Regions from separate parts of the Homo sapiens genome. Here region 1 is linked to region 2. Evidence: read pairs that join two places in POLR2A ChIA-PET (ENCODE). Cell type or tissue: GM12878. All regions are shown on one strand. Each heading gives the region's core, and the rest is flanking DNA. Links, peaks and the distances in the headings are about the cores only. Region 1 overlaps XPR1 (xenotropic and polytropic retrovirus receptor 1). Region 2 overlaps XPR1 (xenotropic and polytropic retrovirus receptor 1).

The links. ChIA-PET counts read pairs that join two places held together with the same protein. Peaks named below come from ENCODE experiments on the same cell type or tissue, not always from the same donor. Only the 100,000 strongest peaks of a DNase experiment are listed, where the experiment ranks them.
Region 1: POLR2A ChIA-PET joins it to region 2 with 7 read pairs; 3 of 35 experiments call an interaction of 5 or more read pairs at or near these places.

The regions. Positions count from the first base shown.
Region 1 is chr1:180,704,775-180,710,164 of GRCh38, reverse strand. The region is part of intron 2 of XPR1 (xenotropic and polytropic retrovirus receptor 1); the gene reads right to left. Among named protein-coding and RNA genes, the nearest start is that of XPR1, 75 kb to the right of the region's middle. In GM12878, for the core only: no CTCF peak of the experiment used is centred there; no DNase peak of the experiment used is centred there.
Region 2 is chr1:180,803,062-180,808,451 of GRCh38, reverse strand. XPR1 (xenotropic and polytropic retrovirus receptor 1) reads right to left here. Exons shown (of 15, transcript NM_004736.4): 4 at 4,841-5,064; 5 at 2,241-2,390; 6 at 1,895-1,978. Among named protein-coding and RNA genes, the nearest start is that of LINC02816, 100 kb to the left of the region's middle. In GM12878, for the core only: no CTCF peak of the experiment used is centred there; a DNase peak (open chromatin) is centred at 2,921.

The sequences.
Region 1 (5,390 bases), core at 250-5,249, 98 kb after region 2:
ATCCCAGCACTTTGGGAGGCGAAGACGGGGAGATCACAAGGTCAGGAGTTCGAGACCAGCCTGGCCAACATGGTGAAGCCCTGTCTCTACTAAAAATGCAAAAATTAGCCAGGTGCCTGTAGTACCAGCTACTAGGGAGGCTGAGGCAGGAGAATTGCTTGAACCTGGGAGGCAGAGGTTGCAGTGAGCTGAGATCACGCTATTGCACTCCAGCCTAGGTGACAGAGCAAAACTCCATCTCGAAAATAAAAATAAAAAAATTAAAAAAAAAAAAAACCCTCAAAACTCAAGAATAGGAGAAAAACAACCCAATTTTTCAAATAGGCAAAAGATTTGAACATTTTCCTAAAGAAGATATACCAACGGCAAATAAATAGGAAAAGTCTCAATATCGTTAGTCATTTGGAAAATGTAAATTAAAAACACAACGAGGTAACACCACATTCCTATTGTAATGACTAAAATTAAATAGATTGACAATACCAAGTATTGGTGAAGACATGGAAAAAAAATGAAACATTGACACATTCTAAGTGAACGTAAAATTGCACTGCTACTTTGGAATCTCAAAATAATTAGGTTGACTGAAAGAAGCCAGACAAACAAGAGTACATACTGTCTAAATACATATAAAACTTTAGAAAATGTAAACTGATCAACAGTGAAAGAAAGCCAATCAGTGTTTGACTGAGAAGGGATAGAGTGAGATGCGGTGGGAAGCAGAGATTACAAAAAGGTATGAGGAAACTCTTGGGGGTGATGGATATGTTCACTATCTTGAGTGTGGTTATGGTTTCGCCAGTGTATACAAATGTCATAACTTATCAAATTGCACACTTTAAATATATACAGTTTATTAAATGTCAATTATACTTCAAAAAAGCTGTTTAAAAAACACACTAACCAGGAGAGATAAAAGCTGCTTTTCTTTAAAACTTTACATGCTTATGGCCGGGCACGGCGGCTCATGCCTGTCTGTAATCCCAGCACTTTGGGAGGCCGAGGCGGGTGGATCACCTGAGGTCAGGAGTTTGAGACCAGCCTGGCCAACATGGTGAAACCCCATCTCTAGTAAAAATACAAAAATCAGCCGGGTGTGGTGGTGGGCGCCTGTAATCCCAGCTACTCAGGAGGCTGAGGCAGGAGAACTGCTTGAACCTGGGAGATGGAGGTTACAGTGAGCCAAGATCGTGCCACTGCACTCCAGCCTGGGCGACAGAGCGAGACTTGTCCCCGCCCCCGCCCCCCCCCCCCCAAAAAAAAAAAAAAACTTTACATGCTTATAAGACTACAGCTATCTGAAGATAAAGATTTAAAAATTATCTTTTAAAAATGCAAATTCGACATTTCATTTTGGGGAAAATTTTTGTTAAAAAACAATATTTAACTTTACAACATAAAAAATTAAACATTACCTTTATGAAAGAGTTTGAAATTTTTAGTTGCATGATATTTCAAATAAAACATTCAAAAAATATTTAAGGAAAGTCATATGCAGAGTCACGTTTTCCTGTTCTTTTGAATATTTAGGGCTAAAAATAGGAGTCAGTTATGCCAGGAATATAGGTTAAAAAAAAAAATCACCTTGCAATAAAATCTCCACTAAAAAATTTTAGAACTAAATCTTCCAGAAACGTAAATTTACTGATAAAATTTGTCCTGCCTTTTATTTATTGTGGTAAAATATATATAACATTAATTCTACCATTTTAACCAATATTAAGAGTACAATTCAATGGCATTAAGTACGTTCATAATGTTGTGCAACCATCATCACTATTATCTCCAAAATTTTCATCACCTCAAACACACATAGTAAGGAATTACAAAGTGTTTATTAAACAAAACAAAAACAGGAAATTGAACATACTTCTTTAGATGCAGTCTTGTAAATCACAGATGACATGAGAGTCAGATGCTACTATCCACAAAAACAGTAGGCAAAAACCACTGGCTACTGATTACATCCACCTGAAAATTCTGAAAACTCCTATTTGTAATAGATGTTCAATTAAACTTCCTTTTACTTATTAATCTAAAAACAGTATCACGCAGCTAATTAAAAATCATGTATCTATTTTTTCCAGTTTTTTCATATTGGCCGAATATTGTGCCTAAATAGTCTATTCAGCTTTTCTAAATTCATTTGACCTAATTGTTTTATTTAAATTTCCAACTAGGCGTTCTAAAAGACCTCAACAAGAAATGCTAATTAGAAATACTACTGCCATCATCCTCACATCACTACTTCAGCACCAATATCACTACCTCCAAAAAGACAAAAAGAAACAATGAGAAAAATTAGTAATGGATAATAAAGATCTCCACAACCATAATCAGGACCCTGAAAGGTCTCTTACTAAGAAATAAAAGTTAAAATATTTCTAAAATATTTTGCACAAAAGATTAGGATTTATGTTTACAACAAACAACACTTCTCTTCTACCAAGGTGTTTCCAATAAACATTCTGTAGGTTTTCTGGAGAGTTGCAGTAAAGACAAGAAAAAGAAAACTAAAATCAGGAAGCACAATCCTTCTAGGTTCACAACACAAAATCTATAAACAGGAACAGGGGAGAATTGGGTCTGCCTATATTCCACAGCCCTATTCAGATAGTGTTATGTAGGTACTTTAAAAAGGTAGAATCTCTCAAGTCCAAAGGACAGCAGGGACAGGTATAACTTGAAAAACAATTCCACTATTAAAATTAAACCACTGCACTTCATTCTATTTGTGTTCTCACTTATAAGTGGAAGCTAAATGATGAAAATACATAGATACATAGAGGGGAGCAACACACACTAGCCTATCGGAGGGTGGAGGGTAGGAGGGAGAGGATCAGGAAAAATAACTAATGGGTACTAGGCTTAATACCTGGTTGATGAAATAATCTATACAACAAATCCCCATGATTTAAACTTACCTATGTAACAAACCTATACATGTAAGTCTGAACTTAAAAGTTTTTTAAAAAATGATTTAAAAATCTATCCTGGTTTTCTCACCATGTAACTATTCTTCCAACTACTGTCAAGATAAAAATTCTATTCTGACCGTTATTTTTGTTGATTCTCCAAAATTAGAAATCTTAACTCTTAATACAAGTAAATATTTCTTTTTTAAAATACATATTTCTACAACTGATATTGACTGAAAAATTAGCTAGAAAAACATATGCCAAAATATTACTTTATAGAAAATACTGTTTTCAGCTTAAATAAATTCCATTTAAGAATGCTTCTGTAGGGCTGGCCATGGTGGTTCACGCCTGTAATCCCAACACTTTGGGATATCGAGGTGGGCAGATCACGAGGTCAGGAGTTCGAGACCAGCCTGGCCAACATGGTAAAATCCTGTCTCTACTAAAAATAAAAAATAAAAAAAAATAGCCAGGCATGGTGGCTTGCACCTGTAATCCCAGCTACTCAGGAGGCTGAGGCAGGAGAATTGCTTGAACTCGGAAGGCGGAGGTTGCAGTGAGCAGAGATCATGCCACTGCACTCCAGCCTGGGTGACAGTGCGAGACTCTGCCTCGGGGAAAAAAAAAAAAAGCTTCTGTGTCTTGATAGATGTAGATGTTGTACAACAGTGAATGTACTAAATGCAATCAAAATGGTTATTTTGTGTTATGTGAATTTTCACATGAAAAAGACAGTATTTCTATGCATATTCTGGGTCATACAGCTAATTGAAAATCATGCATCTATTTTTTCCAGTATTCCTGAAGAAGGGAGCATATGGCTCTAATTGTTGCTGACAGATACCTGGAGAACTCCAACATGGATAATGACACAGCTGTAAGAATCATTTTAAAAAGTAGAGCCGGAAACTCAATGGGACCATACCTGAAGCCTGCATTCCTTAGACTTAATCAGTTCAAGACAGCACAAAGCCTATATTTTTATGGATACTTCTGAATCAGAACAAGGAACCCACGAAGGTCTATAAATCCAGTCTGCATTAAACTAGTAACTCCAAATCTTAGAATACACTAGTCTACCAAATAAAGTCCAACTTTTTAAATTATTTAAGCTCCTTGGGAAGCTGGCTTTATCCATACAGCTAACTATTCTCCAGTGATAACCCTCCATGCTTCATTTTAAGTGTTCTACTAAATCTTCCCTGAATGTCTTAGAAATGTGCATTCTTTTGGTTTCGTCTTGTTGCTTCTCTGTGCTTAGAAGGCCCTCTCCTAAGGCTATCTAAATGTTAACCATGCTTCAAGATCCAGTTCAAATCCCTTTTTCTCCATTAGTCATTCTCTTACTACTACTTTTAGGAAGATTCTTTCATGGCCATTGCGAATAAACTGCTTCTGAGGATATCTACCTAATATATTGTGTTACTTTTGTATTGTTAAAAATTCTTCTTTGCTGTAAATTTATTAACCTAACTTTTTTTTGCCATGTCAAGAGTGAATCATATCATAGTTTTCCTTAAGTGGAAATTATAGTCTTATAGAAAGACGACATATTGTTTTGCTAACATGTTAGAGGATCCCATACAGAAAAAACAGGAACGTGAAAATAATAAATCTTACAATGTAAATTATCTTATTTTGATGTATCCTTTAAAATTAACTATCTCATTTTCTTGTTGTAATGGCCAAAAGATTCCTTTGTGAGGAACCTAATAAGAACATATTTTGGAACTGCACAGCAATTGTGGAACAAGAGAAAATTTGAAATGTATTTAATCACACTACATTTCCAACACTTTGTTTCAGAGTAAATATAGGCATCTCAACCTCAAATAAAATTCATGTGCATTAGGGTATTTGCAAAATTAACTGCATGGGATAATACACCAATATAAATTCAATTTCCTTTTCCAATTTCACTGATTGCACCTCTTACAGTAAACACATAGCTGGTCAATTTCTCATCAGGAAACACGAATTGGCACTCTGTTTCGAAGGTGACAAACAATCTTTCACCTTTCAACCTTCAATAAGAAAATGAAATTTTAATCAATACAGGTAGATCCCCCACCCCCAATACCCTAATCCCAAAAAGTTATGCTTGTGGTTGCCATGCCTAAGAGTATTACTTAATGCTTAAAATCATCGCAGTTTATCTTTTCAGCTACAGTAGACACATTTTGTCAAATCCAAAGTGTACTAAGACTTTAAGCTTTAAAGAATAAAGAATTTTATCCTAAAATATATATATACATTTATATTTATAAGAGTGTATATATGCATGCATTTCTGTTCCATGAAACAGAAAGCCTGAAACAGTGAATAACCCAGTAGCAATGATACTTCCAAAGCAGTGTCCAGTATGTGGTGTCTAAAAGGAAGTAAGATTCCATGATTATTACTTAAAAAAAAAAAAAAAAAAAAAAAAACAACCAACAGTCCCTGGAAAAATGGCTGATTGGAGGTCCC
Region 2 (5,390 bases), core at 327-5,326:
TTTGGTGTCATTTCTAAGAAATCTTTGCATAACCCAAAGTCATTAGGACTTTCTTCTATATTTTCTTCTAGAAATTTGTAGTTTCCAGTTTTCATTTAGATCTATGGTACATTTAGAACTGTATGTTGTGAAGTATGGATGAAAGCTCATTTTTTTTTTTTTTTGGTATATGGAATTCAACTGTTTCAGCATCCTTAGTTGAAAATGCTACCCTTCTCCACTAATCTGCTTTATATCTTTATCAAATATCTGTTGTTCGTAATATGTTAGTCTATTTTTGGACACTCTATTCTGGTCCATTGATCATTTGCCTACCATGACACTATTACCACACTCTCTTGATTACTGCAGCTTTAATAAGCTTTCATAAGGTAATGTTAATCCTTCAATTTATGTTCCAAAGTTGCTTTGGCTATTCTAGGTCCTCTGCCTTTCCATATACTTTTCTTTTTTTGGAGACAGAGTCTTGCTCTGTCACTCAGTGCAGTGGCGCGATCTCGGCTCACTGCAACCTCCACCTCCTGGGTTCAAGTGATTCTTGTGCTTCAGCCTCTCAAGTAGCTGGGATTACAGGCATGTGCCACGAAGCCCAGCTAATTTTTGTATTTTAGTCGAGATGGGGTTTCATCATGTTGGCCAGGCTGGTCTTGAACTCCTGGCCTCAAGTGATCCACCTGCCTCAGCCTCCCAAATTTCTGGGATTACAGGCATGAGCCATCGTGCCTGGCCTCCATATAAATTTTTAAATCTGCTTATCAATTTTACAAAGAAGTCTTCTGAGATTTCTGAGCTGGAACGTATTATATCTATAAATCACCTCAGGAAGAAACAACGTATCTTTAAAATACTGGGTGTGTGCAATATACCCATGAACATAGCATCTCTCTCATCCAAGTCTTTAATTTTGCTCAGCAGTGTTTTGTAGTTTTCAATGTAAAGGCCTTACACATCTTTTGTCAGAATTATTACTAAGCATTGTATATTTTGATGATATTATAAACAGCATTGCTTTAACATTTTTTGATTTCCAATTGTTCTTGCAAGTATCTAGACAAATGATTTTACATATTGGTCTTGTATTTGGCAACCTTGCTAAACTCATTTGTTAGTTATAGTAGCTATTCTATAGATTCACTAGATTTTCTACATAGATCATCAAGTCACTGGCAAAACCCCACTGGTTTTACTTCTTCGTTTCTACCCTGAATGTCTTTTATTTCTTTTTCTTCCCTTACCGCACTGGCTATAATCTCCAGCACAATGTTGAATACAGGTGTTAAAAGTGAATACCCTTTTTTGGGCCAAGTCTTAGGGAGAAAGCATGCAGTGTTTACCATTGAGTATGATAATAATTGTAGAGGTTTTATTTTTTTTTTAATAGATGCCTTTCATTAGGCTATGGAAGCTCTGTTATTGATTTCTATTCCACTGTTGTCTGAAAATATACTTTGCATGACTTAAATCCTTCTATATTTATTGAGACTTGTTTTATGACACAGAAGATATCACTTAATAAATTTTCTTTTTTTATAACTACTGTGTAGATATCATTTAATAAATGCTTTTTTGGAGTAAGCTATATAGCAATCCAGTATATCTGAACCCACCAGATCATTTTTTTTAAATCACATCTTAATCATTTGATGATACCAGTAAGTTAACATGTCAGTAAGAATAAACAAGAAAGTACAGTATGAGAAGAGAAAGGTGGAAGACATTATAATTCAGAATGAAGTAAAATATAGCATATAATGTTTAAAAAACTAAAATAAGAAAAATAGCAACTACTTATAAACTTTGGCTGAAAATTTTTTTAAGATAATGGGGCCAGCTAAATACTGTGTTGATTATTAAATAGGTGAAACCAAACAAACTACTGGAACCAAATACTAACCTGAGCAGCTCCCAAAGGGGGGACACGTAAACGCTTCATAGCCTTTTGTCTGTCACCATCTTCAAGTTCATTGGTCACTACAGCCTAGAAAGACAAATTATTACATTTTGGTTAGGTTATACTAAACTTGAGTGATGCACAAATAATTCTGTACCATTTATATATATTATATTCTGACAACTTTTTGGTGAATATATACTGATAAAGAAAATGAAAAAAAATCACAGGTAAGGCATATATATTCAAAGCTAGCAACTAGTTACAAAATAACAGAAATAAGGAATTGCTTCCCTAAATATAAAACGTGTAACTGAAAATACGTTGTAAATAAACGAGATTATTGTACCTCAGTTTCAGAGATAAGCTGGTTGATTTTCTTGCATGTATAAAATGGGGCCACCTCTACGTGAGCCACTCGCCAATCTGCTCCACGAGATGTTTCCAGGATCTTGTCATGCTTTTTCAGGATTTTTCGAAACCCTGTAAAATTCAGATTCTACAGAAAGAAATGAGAAACACAACTATAATTTCTACTACCATCAAAAATGATGAAAAAGAATAAGCACTAAGCACTGACAGAGCTGGCTGGACAAAGATTAAGTACTCTAGGAAATGGCAAAGCTTTCATAAAAGCATCTACTACTAAAAGGATGACTCTTCTTTTTTATTCCTTTTATTCATTTCAAGGTAGTATGCTATTAGTAACACAAAGAAACCCTGAACTATGAACCCTATTATTTCTCTTTCAAGTAAATTAATGAAAGTCCTAAGCTCAAAATGTTTTTGTTTCCTGTTTTCTATGTATAATTATTTTCAAAATAGCTAATTTCTATTATTTTGCTGCTTTGGTCAAAAGAATTATTTTCAGAAAATGTTTTGCATTTGCCCATGCACTGAACACATTTATTTAGTTCTTTATTTTTGGAAGGACTGGTACAGGAGTATGTATCTCCCCCTGCCATGCAATCATGCATGTTCCAGTAAGGAAAATGGAAGATCATCTAGTGCTCTTAACTTTCATTTTCCTTTCACTCATTCTCAGTTTGGGTATGGGAGTGCTAAGAAGAGTAAGTAGAAAGGAGGAAGTGATCATACTTACAGGGTTCAGTTTATAATGGGTAGAAGTCCCTATTTTTCCTCAATTTCTACAATAACAAAATACTATACATTTCAACATCTCAAATTGTTGTTCTTTGCCCAGCATGCAAAAAAGCTAAAAACTCAATTTGCAAGGTTACATCTTTAAACCAGAGGTCTCCCAAATTTGCTGATTACATGTCCCCAACAGTAAGAAATTGTGCACTCACTCCAGAACAGGCTTTCCTTACTTATTTGTTTACATATTTTTCCCTCATGCTTTAATGTATGATCTTAAAGTCTGTGTGGGGTGCATACATACATCATGACTTAGAGATAGCTTTTAATCAATCTTCCTTTCTCCTTCATTCTCAAAATAAATGTATTCTTACAGAATAGATGACCCCCAAAGAATAGAAGATAAAGCAGAACTTTCATAATTAATTATTACTTTTGTTTTCCCAAGGAGCATTTTATAATGACTCCGAACAAAAGCTGCTAGGAAAGTTAATACAATAAAATTTAACAAAGATTTTTCCATGTAACACACAAACATAATTTATGAACTATAAAATGGTAATGTTGCTATACCATTATAGGAAAGAGGAAATACATTTTATTTTTGTTTTTTAAATTATAAAGCGATGAACAAATCTCAAAGCAAAGGAATTTATCACTATATAAATATATGTAATTATTTTTCTACTAAATTGTTTTCTTACTAGGTTTGTCTTCAAATGATAGAATATTAAATCACTAAAGAACAAAGTAGAATTATAGAAGAAAATGATAAACACATGCATTAACAATTTAAGATTACTGCAGATATGGGACTTTAACTACTTTTTATTTTAAAATTCTAATATTCCAGGTAATACTTTTGTTACATAATCTTTAGTTTTAATATGGTATATCATCCTATGATGATCCTAACCACTCATTATAAGTAATAATCACAAGAATAAAATAGAAAAAAAATAGTGCATAAGGTCTCTCTAAAGATTAGATAGATGCTTTTCTCAATAACTTTTAAAAAATATGATTTTATTGCAGCCCATGGACAGTAAAATTGGAAAGATTCTTTCAGCTGCAAGTTGAAAAGTCAGGGTCTTTGTTTTATTAGTGTCAGCTGCAGAAAAATTAACTATCTGATAGCTTTTGTAGAAATTTTGCTATTGGTTAGGAGGACTATAAAAGCCCTTACAGGCTGGGAGCATTGGCTCACGCCTGTAATCCCAGCACTCGGGAGGCTGAGGCAGGCAGCTCACTGAGCTGAAGACCAGCCTGGCCAACATGGTAAAACCCCATCTCTACTAAAAATACAAAAATTAGCTGGGGATGGTGGCGTGCGCCTGTAATCCCAGCTACTCAGGAGGCCGAGGTAGGAGAATTGCTTGAACCCAGGAGGCGGAGGTTGCAGTGAGCCGAGATCGTGTCATTTTACTCCAGCCTGGGTGACACAGTGAGACTCTGTTTCAAAAAAGAAAAAAAAAAAAGAAAGGAAAAAAAAGAAAAGCCCTTACATAGCCAACAGTGGCTGGAGAGATGTATTATTTCTATTCATGACTATCAGAGCTGCCTCTAAAAACAGGAAGCAAACTGTTAGTCCTTGAGTTGTGGACTATCCCTAAATATTAAATATTATAGGAAAGTTTTTGGAATATGAATCTTCAAAAACAGAAGTCTTGTTAACACAGTTTTACTGCCTCTGACACATGGTTTTTAGCCAGTAGGAACCCCAAGAATAACAACATGTTAAGGATTTTCCTTTTTGGAACTGACCCACTGGTAATACTTTAGGGTACTTCCATTTATTGAAATTTCTCATTTACTTAAAGGTGCCATTTTCTAGGGTAAGAATCTAAGTACCTGATAGTTCTGCAGCAGGATTAGACTGAGGTAGAACTCACTGAAGGCCAGTTTAAGGTCTTTAATATTTCTATGTTGGACACGTTCCTCATGGGACAAGTGGAAGACTGGCTTTCTGCGTTGTCGCAGCGTAGTAACACCAGTGCTTTCTTTCTGTGCATCCAGTGATGACTGAAGCTCATTCTGAAGTGTAGCAAACCTGCGCTGAGCCTCTGCGAGCTTCTCTATAAGAAATAGAACGGAACTGTCAAATCAGTAAGATAAAAAAGTTCCTACTGACTTCTGAATTTTTAATAATTCCCATTTGCTCCCTTAGAATTTCTAGAAGAAAACCGTTACATGTAATATTTAGAACTCTATAGGAAAAAATATTTTTGTGTAACACTCTCCTTTCATTTTACCCCCCATAAAACCTCATGTACCCTTTCTTTTTACAAATGAATAAATAAAATGTAAAGAGCCACTAAGAGTGAAAACGCAAAATGGTACAGCCTCTCTGGTATTTGGAAAATAGCTGGCAGTTCTCGAAAGGTTAAACATATGATTCAGC